2 separate regions of the Mus musculus genome follow, and region 1 is linked to region 2. The links are chromatin contacts, found by POLR2A ChIA-PET in ENCODE. All regions are on one chromosome and are shown on one strand. The core of a region is the stretch at or near the end of the contact, and the rest is flanking DNA. Distances in the headings are between cores, read along the strand shown. Region 1 holds the start of Racgap1 (Rac GTPase-activating protein 1). Region 2 has its middle 13 kb from the start of Gm34765.

The links. ChIA-PET counts read pairs that join two places held with the same protein, here RNA polymerase II (POLR2A).
Region 1: POLR2A ChIA-PET joins it to region 2 with 14 read pairs in Patski. The contact joins the promoter of Racgap1 here to the enhancer-like site in region 2. POLR2A ChIA-PET finds 5 or more read pairs at or near these places in 3 of 5 experiments (Patski and embryonic stem cell).

What each region holds. Positions count from the first base shown.
Region 1 is chr15:99,648,953-99,655,677 of GRCm38, reverse strand. Racgap1 (Rac GTPase-activating protein 1) reads left to right here and starts at 4,022. Exons shown (of 17, transcript NM_001253808.1): 1 at 4,022-4,171.
Region 2 is chr15:99,610,580-99,618,284 of GRCm38, reverse strand. No RefSeq gene overlaps it. Among named protein-coding and RNA genes, the nearest start is that of Gm34765, 13 kb to the right of the region's middle. Within about 2 kb of position 3,449, at least 1 of the 3 ENCODE cell types and tissues checked has a DNase peak (open chromatin) inside an H3K27ac peak, as active enhancers do.

The DNA.
Region 1 (6,725 bases), core at 2,773-5,272, 37 kb before region 2:
TTCCAGTCCAGCCAGGAGTACACATTAAGACCCTGTCTCAACAAAACAAAACAAACAACAAAATAAACAACAACAACAAAACCATAAGGTGGGGGGTTATACAGAGTGATTGTGGGAAGACATTTGTAGCTCAGAGGAAGCAGAAGTGGGGTGCTGGTGATGTATGAGATGGGAAGAGCAGGTAAGCAAGATGTGGTCATAGACAAGGTGTGGTAGGTAGCAACTCCAGAGCAGAGAGGAGCAAGCCAAGTCCTGCTAAAATGAATTCTGAGCTCGTGTGTCTGTGTGTGTGTATGCGTGCACGCGGGCACGAATGCTCATCTGTTTTCTCAGGGGAGTGTAGGGTCCTGTCTATCTCTTCATGGATCTTTAGGTTGAAATGGATCGCCTTTTGCATTCTGTTAGCTCACTGGAATAGGTAGGGCCTCAGCTTCGGTGGGGAGGGATGTGTATAAATGGATACACACCAAATTCTCTCTTTAAAGTCCTCTGGCCCCTTCCAAAAGAAACCCTTGATGGACTAGCTGGGCTGGATCGGAACCTGTAGAGTTTAGCTGAGAGCAGGGAGGGTGTGGGTCCCTCTGGCTATAAACTGCTTCCTCCTATTACCAGGCAAGCATGCTATCCACCTGCAGAAAGGCTTCCCTGCCTTGTTACCCAGCTTTCTAGGTCCCATCCTTCCTACTTTCTCTTTTTTTCAGATCTGCCCCTTCCCACTCCCACTGTGCGGTTTTGGCATTCTGGAACTGACCAGGCTTGCCTTGAACTCACAGAGGTTCACCTGCCTTTGCCTTTGCTGGGATTAAAGACTACCACACCATGCTTCTCTGTATTCTCTCTGAAGATAGCTGAGATAGAATTTGAGAGACTCTGTGTCTCTGAAGTCTGGTCAGACAAAGGAAGATGATACAAAGTCATAAGTGATAGAGGGCTGGGCTGTAACTCATTCCACACAATGCTTCTTTGCCAGAGGCCCCTGCCATCCATGCCCAGGTGTGGTAAATCATTCTTGACTTCCTGGTAAGTTCAAGGGCAACCTGAACTAAGTGGAACTGTGTCAAAACAAAACACCAGTGTGTGCCTAGCTCTGTGCTGAGTTTTGTAAATAGCTTGATTTAATCCCTCCAACAGCCTTTATCATTTATTGATACCATTGCACTTATTAAACAGTCAGGGAACCCCCAGGAAGTACACTTAACTAGTTTGATCGGGTATTAAGGTGTCTCACATGGCTCTGTGAAAATCATTTCCAGTCTTGTCCCCTGACTTCCAGTGCACCTCAGTCACACTGCATGGATTCCCCATTTCTCTCCATATGTCTGCCTGCTTCCCTTTCTGCCTTCTGGGTTGGAGTCTGCCCATGCTTCAGACATCAATCTCAGCTCATCTGCCTTTAGATCGCCGGCCCAGAACAGAGTCCTCAGCCTGGTGCTGTTTGACCCTGGGCCTCCACCCTCCGTACCCAAAGTATGCAAGACGAACTCCTTCCCAGGGCAGGAGAGCTCACAGCAGGACTGGGGGTGGTGCTGGTGATGCTGAGGCCCTTGAGTGGAGGAGGTTCAATTTGTATTTCTAGAAAGAGGCTGAGAGTAGATGAGAAGGAACTGGAAGTCACAGCCGGGTGGGGCAGTCGAGGTAAAAAGACAAAAGCGCTCAGTGAGTCTGGTGACAGCGCCTCTGTCTGGCTCCTGGCATGGAGGAGTTCGGGCGGGCGGGGCGGGATGGGGCTGCCCAGCAAGGGTCCTAGCGTTCGTGCTCCAACGGGAATGACTTGCCGCACGACGGCGGCGCGTTCCCGCACACTGAAGCTCTTTTACAGACTTAGCCAGCCTCCACCAGCATCCCGGCACTCGAAACCACTGCGTCTCCAGAGGCCCGACACTCAAGAACCAGGTTAAAAGCCAGCGCCTCCCGTAAGTGGCAGAGCTAGGATCGAACCCTATGCTTCCTGGAACTGGAGCCTTTGCATTTCCCAGTTCAAGTGGACCCCAGCTCCCAATGCTCAAAACTCAATTTGGAGGTCCTCACCAGTCTGGTGCATCAGGCAAAAGGTGCTGAGTGAGATGATACTTGGCTCCTGGGTTCCGTGGAGGGGTTGGAGGGCAGTGTCTCCATCCCGTTCCCGCCCCACCCACCCCCACTCCAGCCGGCCCATCACCGGACATCGTTTGGAATATGTAGATTGGGTGGTGGGATGGAATACTGCCACCATCTGGTAGAGTTCAACTCACCTGCACTTGAATGACTTTGTTGGGGCTGCCTACCATGCTAAATGCAGCAGTAAATCAAAGGAGTCCTACTGCGGTTCTCTGGAAGCCGATGGACTGGCCAGCAAAGCAAGGGGGTATTTACTGAGCAGATACTTGGTACTGGGACATGTGCTTCATTTTACAAGGATGTCTGAAAGGCCCCGAGAGTCAGACATTGTTTCCACTTATAGATGCCTGAGCCAAAGCACAGCACGTGGAAGGCCCTACAAAAGTAACTAGAAGAATCAGAAAACGATGAGGTAACTCACACAGAGGAGGAAGGGAGCTAGAAATTATAGCAAAAGCACACAGAGGCAGGCAGCATAGACTCCTTTGAAGAAAGCATTAAAATAATAATAATAATAATTCAAGTTGCCCAAAGGACAGATAGGACTTAGTCAAATGAAGTTGGGGGAATGGGCAGGAAGGATGTTTGGGGCAGACGGAACAGCAAGAGTTCTGCAAGCGCTGGATGCTAAGAGTAGCTTGGTGCACTTCAGGACCTGTAGACAGGAGGGAGTCAGGAGGGGCAGCTGGAGAGCCCGGAAGCCCAGGTTAGGGGAGCCCTGTTAAAGACCCTGATCTTTTTTTAAGGAGGAGAAGTGAAACGGTTAATGGTTTTCAGCAAGGAAGAGCCATGGTTGGATCTGATTTTTTGTTTGTTTTAGGCTGGTGTGAAACTAAGTAGCAGAGGCTGGTCTTAATCCCTCAGCCTCCACGCCCTAAGTGCTGGGGTTTCGGGTGTGTGCCACCACACCCACCCAGAACTGCCTTTGAAAATACCACGGTTGTAAAGAGTTCGAGGAAGGGCTCAGTTCCCTTGGTGGTTAGACTTCTGAGGCAGGCCAGGCTGGCCTTGAACTTACAGAAATCTGCTTCTGCTGTGCTGGGGTTAAAGGGGTGTACCTGGATCACTGTTTCTAGTAAACTCTAGCTAGCCAGTATTTTGTCAAGTTGCTAGTAGCCACACCTACCAGTAATTAGTAAATTCAGGAAGGAAGGGACACCAACACAGAGACATAACAAAAAAAGGAACAGAAACATTGGGAACACACTAATAGATTAAGATGAATAGTTTGCTGGTGTACGTAAAAGGCATTTCTGATGTTGGGTCCAGATCTTTCAAAGTTTCAAAGCCTCTGTACCAATACGACGCCAAATTTTAAGTGCCACTTATTAAATGGAATTATAACACTTCATTTTGCATTTCTATTTGTTTTCTTGAGCTGTCTTCCCCCATTCATAGCTACTGGAAAGCAGAGACCACATGATCGGTATTTTTTTCTGATTCCTAGCAGAGTGCTTGCTATGAAGTTGGCATACTTACTGTGCATCAAATAGAAGTCTGAATGAATGCGTGAATGAATGGAGGGATAATTATAGCTCAGTAAATATGGTTAAAATGATTGCTGCTCTGTCTCCTTCTGGAATTCTTCCTATTCTACAGTGAGACCCGAAAACTATTCAGTTATTAGTTTCCAAGGGTCCTATTTGACTGCGTGGGGAAACAGGAGGCAAGAAATAATATGCAATTAGTCAACAGGTCATTAGGATAATTGCAAGAAAGGAAGCTGGAGCCTGGAATGTGAGTCCTACACGGGCCACGAAACACCCACTACTCCCGCAAAATTGTGTGTGTGCCCTTAGTCAAAATGGCCGCCTTTCGGGCGTCTCGCTAATGTAATGCGCATGCCCATTCCGTTTTGCGCCCGCCCCCTGGCCCTGACACTTGCGTCTTCGTGATTATGAGCTCCTCTGTGATTGGCTGGTGCGTGATTTTGAACCGGATCTGGCGGCGCGGTTTTACACTGCCGTTAGTGAGGCGCGTCGCTGGTAGACAGCAGCCCTCCTGGGGCGCGGCGGCCGGAGAGTGAGCGCCGCGGGCCGGACGGGGTTGCGTGTGCGCGGGGCCGGGAGCCTCGGTAAGCCGGTCGAGGTCGCGAGCGAGCGAGCGAGCGGGCGGCGGGGAGGCGGGCGAGGGGAGGGGGCGGCGGGACCCGGCTGCTCTCGGCGTGGCGCTCCTTGCAAAGTCGGGGCGTCCTTTTGAGGCGTGGCCGGCCGGGTGCGGGTGTGGTTCCCTCAAGGTGGTCTTGGCGAGCCCCAGTGCCGGGCGTGGGAATGGCGGGGAGAGCCCCCTCATACCCTTTTCCGAGGAACAGTCTCTTTTGAGGGAGAAATCAGGTGTTTGGGGAACCCGGCGGCCTGACGTGGAGAGCCTCTACCTTCTAGGCTGTCTCCCACAAGGCTCATTAGAACATCCCTAGTTGTGGAGAGTTGGAATGTTGCAAATTCGGAGCCTATCTCGGGTGATTTTTTTTTTCCAGGCCCCCCCCCCTTTTAATAATTTATTGCCCACCTCTGTCACTGACCTACCTACTGTTCTGTGATTTGCATGTGAAACCCTTTGGGGTGTATTAATTTATATGAACAGCTTCCACCAACAGAAAAGCTAAGACTTGTTCTTAACTATAAAACGTAGTGAGAATGGTTATATCACAACGTAGTATTTTGGTATTCTGGATTCATGTTCACTAGCCAGGGTCACTTATATTTGGCTCACTCATTTCCCTTGGAATGAGAGCTTTGTTTTTGTGCCTCAGAAAGAGAGGAAGAAAGAGAGGAAGAGGGGGAGAGACTGACTGCAGTACTCCCAATAGTGTATCGGAAGGTTATTGGATTTACTGTTTACCTTTTAAAGTTCTATCACTCCTAAATAAACTGGACTCCGTGTATGTGTGGTAGTGTCTTATGTAGCCCAGGCTGGCCTCTTGTAGCCAAGGATAACCTTGGACTTCTGAGCCTCCTGTCCTTGGAGTGCTGGGATTACAGGCATTACAGGATAACTTGGAGATTACATGTGTGATCTGCCATTCTCAGTATTTGCTGTGTTGAGGACAGAAACCAGGGGCTTGTCATGCTAGAGAGACATGGTATCAGCTGAGCTACAGGCCAGCACAATTGTACATGTAATTTCACGTAAGACTGTCTTCTACTAACCTTTAAAACCTCTGTGGACTGATGAGGCTGCATGTCAGGCTGCCAGGGTGCAGTAAAGATAGGGACTCTTATGCTGTGTTAGACTTCAGTGCTGTCTGCTGGTCAACTTGGCTTTTGGGTTGATGAAAGGTAGGTGTGTGTTTGTTTCTGTTTTTATTTCTATTCTGAGACAGGGTTTTGCTGTGTGTAACAGCTCTGTATGTCCTGGAACTCTGTAGACCAGGCTGGCCTGGAACTCACAGAGATCTGCCTACCTCTATGTCTCCTAAGCACTGGGATTCAAGGTGTGTGCTGCCATTCTCCGGGTGAAAGGTAATTCAGGCCAAAATTTCATCTGATAGTCACAAGGAGGTGTCTGGTGTGTTAGTGGAGCTAAAGATCACTCAGATAATTTGGCTGCAGATCTGAGACATTCTATCAAACTCTCCACAAATACAGACCCTCCAATCTTAGCCTTATACTTTTTTGGTTCTGTTTGGTTTTTGTTTTTTGAGATAGCTTTATAGAATTATAACATTGACTTTTACCCCTGGGTTTCCCCCCATATAAGGTTTTTATACCATGCTACATTAATAAAAAACCTGTTGCACCAAGCCTTGGGCACTGTTCTAGATACCAGTGGCTCTGCAAAGTCCTTGCTTTCCAGACAGTAAACTAAGTGAACATATCAGGTGGAGACAAGTGCTCTGGAGCAGAAGCAACCAGGAGTTATGGAAAATAGTGTGGCTGGAAGAGACTTCACTGAGAAGTAAACTCCCAGGGGTGGGGTGGATGGGGACTGGATGAGATGGGGGGACTGTCCATGCTAGAGATGGCAGCAGAGAGTAACCGGAAACCGGAGTCCAAAGAGAATGACTAGATCAGTGGTAGCCCAACTCTTCAGTGCTTGCTCAGTGGAGACAAGATGCTAACAATCAAACACAGTGTGTGCCCTGCTATGGAGCTCTGATGGAATATGCTGGGCAAAGGGCTGGCTGAGGGTAATGAGGTCTGTGTTGTGCTCTTTAAAGGTCATTCTTTTCCCCTCCCCCAGCATATATTCACATTGTGAGATCTGTCTGTCTGAGTTGCAGTCACTAGGAAAAGTGATTGCTGAGACAGACTCTGGGTGGGCCTCACAGGAAGCAGTCAGTGTGCTGAACTTACCCATCACACCCAGTTCTCCCCCCCTCCCCCCCTCTGGTCTTCACTCATGGTGAGCTGGGAACATTTTGTTTACTCTTTCTGCAATTGATTTGCTCATAGGGACGATTGGTCTCACGATGGCATTTCTTCTGTCAGTTGGATGGAGCCTCTGACACAGAGCAGAAGCCGGACACTTAGGGAGATGAATTGTTCTCGAGTGCTTTTGAATGAAAGCAACTTAGTCTGAGCTTGTCTTTAGTAGGAGTATGTCTGTGGCAGTGGGAAACCTACACTGTTAATGTCTTGGGAATCTCCAGAACAGCAATGTGTATAATAATGTTTTTCATTAAAATA
Region 2 (7,705 bases), core at 2,200-4,699:
CGTGAATGAGAAAGAGCTGCTGTGGAAGTCCAGCTTTGAGAAGTGAGTATGACCATGTGGTTCAGCGTTTAAGTCAGTAGAATCTTAACCAGTGTACGTTATTTAACATGGGCTTGGTGAGGACTCAGACTCAGCTGTCATTAGGACGCAGAGACTATGTAAACCTGTGGAGCTGGGCCCATGTGCTTTTAGTGCACACAGGGTTTGGAGAATGACCACTTAACCTAAGAACTGGTCATTTTTTTTTTTTTTTTAAATATGCTTCCTGTAGCTAGAGTATTTTGTAAACGTAGAAAGGCACCAGGCCAGGAGCTCCCTAGCTTATGTAATTCGTTAGACTGTAATTCTCAGAACTATATTTGTTGATGGTTGCTATTCAAGAAGTCAGGTGGAAGATGGCCAGTGCCACCAGGAATAACCTTGCAGTGAGAGTTTTGTTCTCTGTCATCACGTAGGATGGGAAAGAAGACCACTCGAGGACTCATGGTTGGAAGTGGGGGTTTGGTTTGTATGGGTTCGGTTTATTTTTGTTTGTGAGATAGGGGCTCATGTAGCCCCTACTCATCTGGAAACTGACAAAGTATTGGAGGATGACATTGAACTTGTAATTGTTCCGCTTCCCTGTGTAGAATGCTACGGTAACAGCTATGTACCGCCACAGCAGTGCATGGTGGTAGGGATCAAACCCAGGGTTTCATGTGCATGCATGCTAGGCAGCCACTCTACCAGCCCTCTCGTTTTTATCATACCCCACACAACTGGCCAGCATCTCTGTGGCTGGCTCAGACACAAATAAATATGGAGTCTTCTGATGAAGCCTTTGCCAGTTAGTTATTCCTGCTCATCACTGAAATTAAGGGTACATTCTCCGTAAACTCTCCAGGACTTAGAAAGTGCCTCTTTAGATTGATTTACTCTGGGTCTTCAGTGTTTTTCCTGCATGGGTGTGCACGCATTAATGATTTCAGTGCCCATGAAGAAGATGCCGGATCCCCTGCAACTGTGATCGCAGATGCCTCTTGTCACCGGGTGTATGCTGTGAGTGGAACCCTGGTCCTCTGCACCAGCAGCCAGTGCTCTCAACTGCTGAGCCACCTCTCCAAGCCTCTAGGACACTTACATAGTGATTTAGTCTATTCAAGTGTTATTACTTGCCCTCACCGTGCCCTCAGAGGCCAGAAGGATGGGTGGGTGTGTCCCAGTTGGTAAATTCAGTGAGATGATTTGACCCAAATGTCCACAAACTATAGTTGACCTGGGATTAGAACTTGGGAATTCCAACTCTTAGTCAGCAATAGTGGATGCTATTGCAGACTTCTTAACAGCAGAATCCTTGCAATGGTATTTAATACCTAATGGTTGAAGTTGCCCTTACCCTTACTTAAGCTCAGTATTATTTGCATCCCCAAATGGTCAGATAGTAAATGGGCAAAGCTAGCATGGAAGCACAAGCCTAGGACTCTAGCATCCTACCTGAGATAGTGAGTTCTGGGCAACTTAGTGAGACCATTTGTGAAATTCTCAAATTCTCAGGAACGGCTGGGGGTACAACTCAGTGGGAGAGTGCTTGAGTAGCATGCGAGAGAACTGCAGACAAAACCAAGGTAAAGTTGACTGCAAAGTAAAGGACGGACTGGAAAGATGGCTCAGTGATTAACAAAACTGGCTGCTCTTCCAGAGGACACCAGGCTTGATTCCCAGCATCTACACAGCAGCTTGCAACTCCTGTTCCAGGAGATCCACCTGGTTTCCATGTGGTGCTCAGACACACTTGCCAACAAACCCATGTATGTTAAACGGACAAACACAAAGCTATAATAAGTGGTTAGAAATCATTTGTATTCTGGAGTTTTATGTTCTCATCATTATAAGAACTTATTTGAAGGGCTGGCGAGATGGCTCCGTGGTTAAGAGCACTGACTGCTCTTCTGAAGGTCCTGAGTTCAAATCCCAGCAACCGCATGATGGCTCACAACCATCCCTAATGAGATCTGACACCCTCTTCTGGTGCATCTGAAGACAGCTACAGTGTACTTATGTATAATAATAAATAAATCTTTGGGCCAGAGCAGCAGGGACTGAGGGAGCAGGGTTGACCAGAGCAAACAGAGGTCCTAGAAATTCAATCCCCAACAACCACATGAAGGCTCACAACCATCTGTACAGCTACAGTGTACTCATATACATAAAATAAATCTTTATTTTTTGTTTTGTTTTTTTTTTGAGACAGGGCTTCTCTGTGTAGCCCTGGCTGTCCTGGAACTCACTGTATAGACCAGGCTGGCCTTGAACTCAGAAATCCACCTGCCTCTGCCTTCCAAGTGCTGGGACTAAAGGTGTGCACCACCACCGCTCAACAAAATAAACTTAGAACTTAGTTGGGGCTAGATCTCCCTGTCAAAGGGATGCCACCATGCCCAGCTTTGTAAGTGACTCCACTGAGATCTCTGTGTAAATACAGTTTGCATTCTAGAGCAGAAAGAGTTGGGGGGACAGGCACACTGCAGGCAGGGGACTGGGGCAGACTTCCTGCTGGGTGGGACGTTGCTCAACAGTGTGGAGGACTCGGTGGTCCTGGGAAGTTTTCTGTGTGGAAGGAGGAGAACAGGTATGCGCGTGCGAGGTTGTCCTCTTTCTGTGAGGCCACCCGTGCGGAGCCTCTGTGCCATGAAGCTCCAAGCCAAAGACAGACAAGCCTGAGCCGAACTATCAGCCAGCTTTGAGGAACATGTCAAGGGATTAGCTCCCTGGCTTTCCCTCTGAGTGGCATTAGCTCTCACTCCGACTCATGTTTACCATCTGGCTCTGAGTAAGAAGTCTTGGAGTGATCTCTCCAGCAGCCTGAGCTGTGCCAGGCCTTTCTGAGGCTCTTCAGCCTTCCCCCTCGTCAACCCCGGGGCCCAGTGCTCTCCACGGAGTTGTGTCCACGTGTCTGCATGCCTGGGATCAGAAGAATTTGTTAGACTTCCGAGAGGGGGAAAATGAACTTCCAGCCCATGGAGTCCATGTGGTTAATGGTCCAAAGTCTTTCTGTTGTCAAAACTAACAAGTGACCTTGTCCTTAGGTGAGTTGTTCCTACTACAGAGGACATTCTGCCTGTGCGATGATACGCTCAGAATGCAGTAGCTAGAGAGATACAAAGGGGCTGGGATTTTTCTTTGGAAAGTGAGGCGTAGGGGTGTGTGTGTGTGGGGGGGGGGTGCTTGAATAAAGTACCGCCTTTCCTCCCAGGGAGCTGGCTGCTCTCCCCTCCTGGGCTAATGTGCACTGACGAGGGCTAAACGGGAGGATGCTTCTGGATAGCATCCAGCCCCTCAGCAGAGCAGCCACATTGGAGATACAGCTGCTGGCATTAAAGGGCTAAGCCCTTTCCAGCTGCTTTGCTTTAACGGGGAACCTCCCGCGGCCGGCGGCTTAAGGGAGCCGTCTTAACTGGGTTAGAGGAAATGACTAATCTGTGCATCTTCTCACGAGGCTGCTCGGAGGCTCCAGGAAAGATAACCTGGTGGGGTGGGAAGTGGCTGGATAATGGTGTTAGAGAGCTAGGCTATTATTGTCTCAGAATTGCGGTCCTGGGAGTGCCAGAGCTGAGCCGTGCCATGAAGTAGATTTAGATGCCCAAGTTCTCTAGCCCACAGCAGTTGCTGTCCCCTTACCGGCTCCACTCCCCAGTTCCTGGGAAAACTCAGACTCTGACAAAGGTACAAACAGATACGTGAAGGTAAAGACTAGCAACGCTTCTCCAAGGGTGAAGGAGGCAGGAGGAGGCCCCAGCACGATGCCAAAGGGTGAAAAGAGAAGACGAGGGAGGTTGCACAGACGTGTGACGAAAGCTGGGCAGGGACAACCAAGGCGGTGGAGCTGGCAAGGGCCAGCCGGACATCATCTGCTATGCTTCAGGCATCACGCTGGCTCCAGAGAGGTCCAGCGTGCTCCAGCACTGACTTGATGGAGACTTGACAGACGTGTGACAGGGACAGAGTGGCTCGAGTGCATAAGCCCACATCAGGTATTCGAGAAGGCCTGGGCATGCACCTAAACCATAGGCGCTGAGTGTGGAAGGGTCTTCCACCCTCTTGACACTTTAGACAAGGAGCAGCCATGTTGATGAGAATGCACTGGATGTCTTGAGAAGGAGCACCCGACAGCTCACCAGCCACAGAAGAGCAGCATAGCCTTGGGTGAGGTGCTGAGGGCCCAGGAGATGGCACTGCAGCCCCCTCCCCAGTGCCCACCGTCGTAAAAATGGGAGAAGGGCTGGGACTACTTTCCCACCTCCCTCAAACCTTGCTCCCCTGTCCTCAGGCTTCTTCCCAGACTTAGAAAGCAAGATCTCCCTTCCCTCTCCTCCGCACAGCCGCCTGCAGGGCAAGACAGGAGTCAGCAGTGTGGCTGGCCGAACTTGCTCCAACCCAACCCTGAGTAGGTCTACAGCTCTGCTGCTGTGGGCCATGCGTGGAAAGGAGGATGGGGAGGAGACTGGAGCTTCCCTGGTTCTCCGCATGGCTTGGGCTTCTCCCGCAGTGGAGGATTCCCTTCTTTTGCTGTCCCCTGGGCTATTCCACCCCAGTGTCACACTCTGTCCACCACAGTGGCAATGGTCTGGCTGTCTGCTTGGAGTTCCAAATGTGGAGGGTGCTCCCCCTTCTTCTTGTCTGTTTACGGTGCTCCCTCTTTCTCTTTGGGTGTTCCGGCTTTGTGCTCACCAGAGAAAAGTTTACAGACAATAAAGTGGAAATATTCTGCTATGAAAAAAAAAAAGGATACGGCTCCAACTTGGCATGGCTTGTGTTTTGTCTGGCCTTGGTGATCCCAAGGCATAGTCTGGATAACCTAAAAGCTGGCATTGTAAGAGACGGGGAGTGGGAAAGGGTAGGGAGCTGATGGCCATTGCTCTGAGAGGAAGGGAGACTTGAGGCTCTCCTGATTTAAGCCCCTGTTTAAAGACCTAAGATTTGAAGGAGAAACAATCATGTTATTGATTGTGAGATGTGCTTTAAAAACACCTGACTAACACCTAGGATACTCAGGGCATCTTATAATCCACGGAATTTTACAATGTACCCTTTGTTTTGTTTTGTTTTTCTGGTTGGCTCATATATTCCTACATTTCACATTATTTTGGTTGAAAGTGTAACCTGTTCTGTTCATTGGTAACCTACCACCTTGCTATGATCAAAGACATGTTAAAACAGTCCCAGTGGCCGGGCGTTGGTGGCACACACCTTTAATCTCAGCACTCGGGAGGCAGAGGCAGGTGGATTTCTGAGTTTGAAGCCAGCCTGGTCTACAGAGTGAGTTCCAGGATAGCCAGGGCTACACAGAGAAACCCTGTCTTGAAAAAAAACAAAAAAAACCAACCAACCAACCAAACAAACAAACAAAAAAAACCAAAACCAAAACCAAAACCAAAATAACCCCAAAAAACAGTCCTGGTATATGGTGGTTCAAAACAGAATGGCCCACGTCAGGTTGTATGTTGGAACCCTTGGTCCCCAGTGGGTGGAACTGTTTGGGAAGATTCGGAGGCGTGGCCTTGCTGGAGGGGGCGTGTCACTGGGGGTGGGGTCTAGGCTTCAGAAGCCTGTCAATCTCTCTACCTCTGCCTCCTGGCTGTCACCTCCTCTTGTCTGCTCTGCTCATAGCTTCCACTATAGCACAGCAGCTGCCTGTCTGCTGCCATGCTTCCTACCATGGTGGTCCTAGACAGCGACCCCCTGAGTCTGTGAACCCACAAACTAAAAGCTCTCTTGTGTGAGTTGTTTGGGTCTTGGTTGGCGGTCTCTTCACAGCAATAGAAACGTAACTAAAACACAGCGAGTTAGTGCGTACTAAGGATGGAGACTGGGGATTTAATCCAGGGGTTGGTTCAGTCCCTGGTACCAACTAACAAGCAAAACCCCAGGGCATCCCTTGTCTGAGCATAACCACTCCAGGGAAAGCAAAGACACCAAGAATCTACAAAATATCCTAGCACAAAGGAGCAGACACACAGCATGTAACACAGGATCGAAATATATCCCAGTCATCATCCCCAGAGCAAAGACTCAAGAAGGGGAGAAACACAGTTGACAGAGACCAGTCCTGGAGGTAAGGCACTGATCAGAACAGTCTATAGGCGGCAAGGCATTGTACCTGAGACTGTTGGAAGTGTTCTTATGATCTTTGTGCAGTCCGCTCATCAAGTCCAGAATACCCGAGGAAGGTCTTTCCCACAGACGTACATCTGGACAGCTCCATGGTGACCAAGGCAGGAGGATTACCACAAGTCTGAGACCTGCCTGGGCTACATGCTGCCACAAAGGGAGACCGAGAGGGGGAAAGGGAAAGAGCTGTGACTTGGAAAACTGATGGGAAGGAAAGGAATCCTCTAGCACGGGACAGATACTGAAGTCAGGGGAACGCGTCCCGCAATTAGTAGACTAAAAATATCATTCTGTTTTAAAAGGCCCTTCTGTGACAGGTGCTCACATAATCTAGCAAAAAGGTGTTCAGTGCCAGGGCAGAACTGGGGTAGAGTGTGTGGGAGCCGGGGAGGGAGAGCTGGAAGCTGACAGTCTCCACAGTCGTGATGTAAGGCTGGAATCCAGGGAGAAAAGAATTCAGCTGCTGAGGGGCCTGGAAGATGTTCCCAGACCGAGAACATTCAGCACATGGCTCATGACTCTGACATCACAGATCTCTGCCCTGGGGGTGGGGGTAGGGGGGGCTCTGTCCTGTCCAGACCCTGTCTCATTGTCTAGGGTTAGGATGGGAGTCTGGTCTTTGCCCGTCTCTGGCCTTCTCCCTAAGAGTCTTTACTTCTTCATCGGCCCTAGTCAGAGCTCTGAAATACCATGTTTTATTTCTCTCCTTTTTTTTCCTGCCCACTAGCTGCAGTCTATTAATTAATGCCATCAGAATCCTGTAACCTTCTCACTGACAGTGCCTGGCCTCCACAGCTTTGCTGAACGCGACTCTGCCCTGTGAGGCTCTCTCCCTGAGAAGTGATTGCAGATCTTGCCTATGCCGACCCCCTACCATGCCTGCCCAGAGTGGCCACGGCTTGGCTAGATGCTTTGTCCTGATTAGCTCTTAACTTCCTCCCTGCCTTTCTCGCTGACACCACTGCAGCTGGCCATAAGCTGTAGGTTTAAAAAAAAAAATCTCTCAAGCTCCGTTTTCCCTTCCCCTGTACTCCCCAGCGTCACTCTGAGCTATGGAGGGGAGCAGGTGAGGGCAGTATTGTGGGTAATTCTTTCTCTAGTGGAGTCTCCCATCAGGAGTTCAAGGTCACTAGCAAGCACCCTGATCAACCTGTTATCATTTGACTTTGTCAGAGATGGCAAGGATATCGCTCTGTGACTTTGTTAAAGATGGCAAAGATATCGTTCTATGCTATTCCTCAAACCAGGATCAGATATTGGTGCTCTGTCTCTCTCTGTCTTGCCCTCCATCTGCTTCTGTCTGTCTGTCTGTCTCATCACTGGTGCTTGCTTCATTAACCATCCAACTCTGTGCAGTTTGATGTATTTCATTTTATAAAAAAAACACTATCAGGGTAATGAGAAGACAAAAAAGAACCGTCTACATACTGTGAACAAAAGATTGCATTCCCAAATGGAAAAGGTCCCCAGAAATTACTGTAAATGTAACAACCAATAAGAAGTGAAGTGAGGGGGCTGGTGAGATGGCTCAGCGGTTAAGAGCACCGACTGCTCTTCC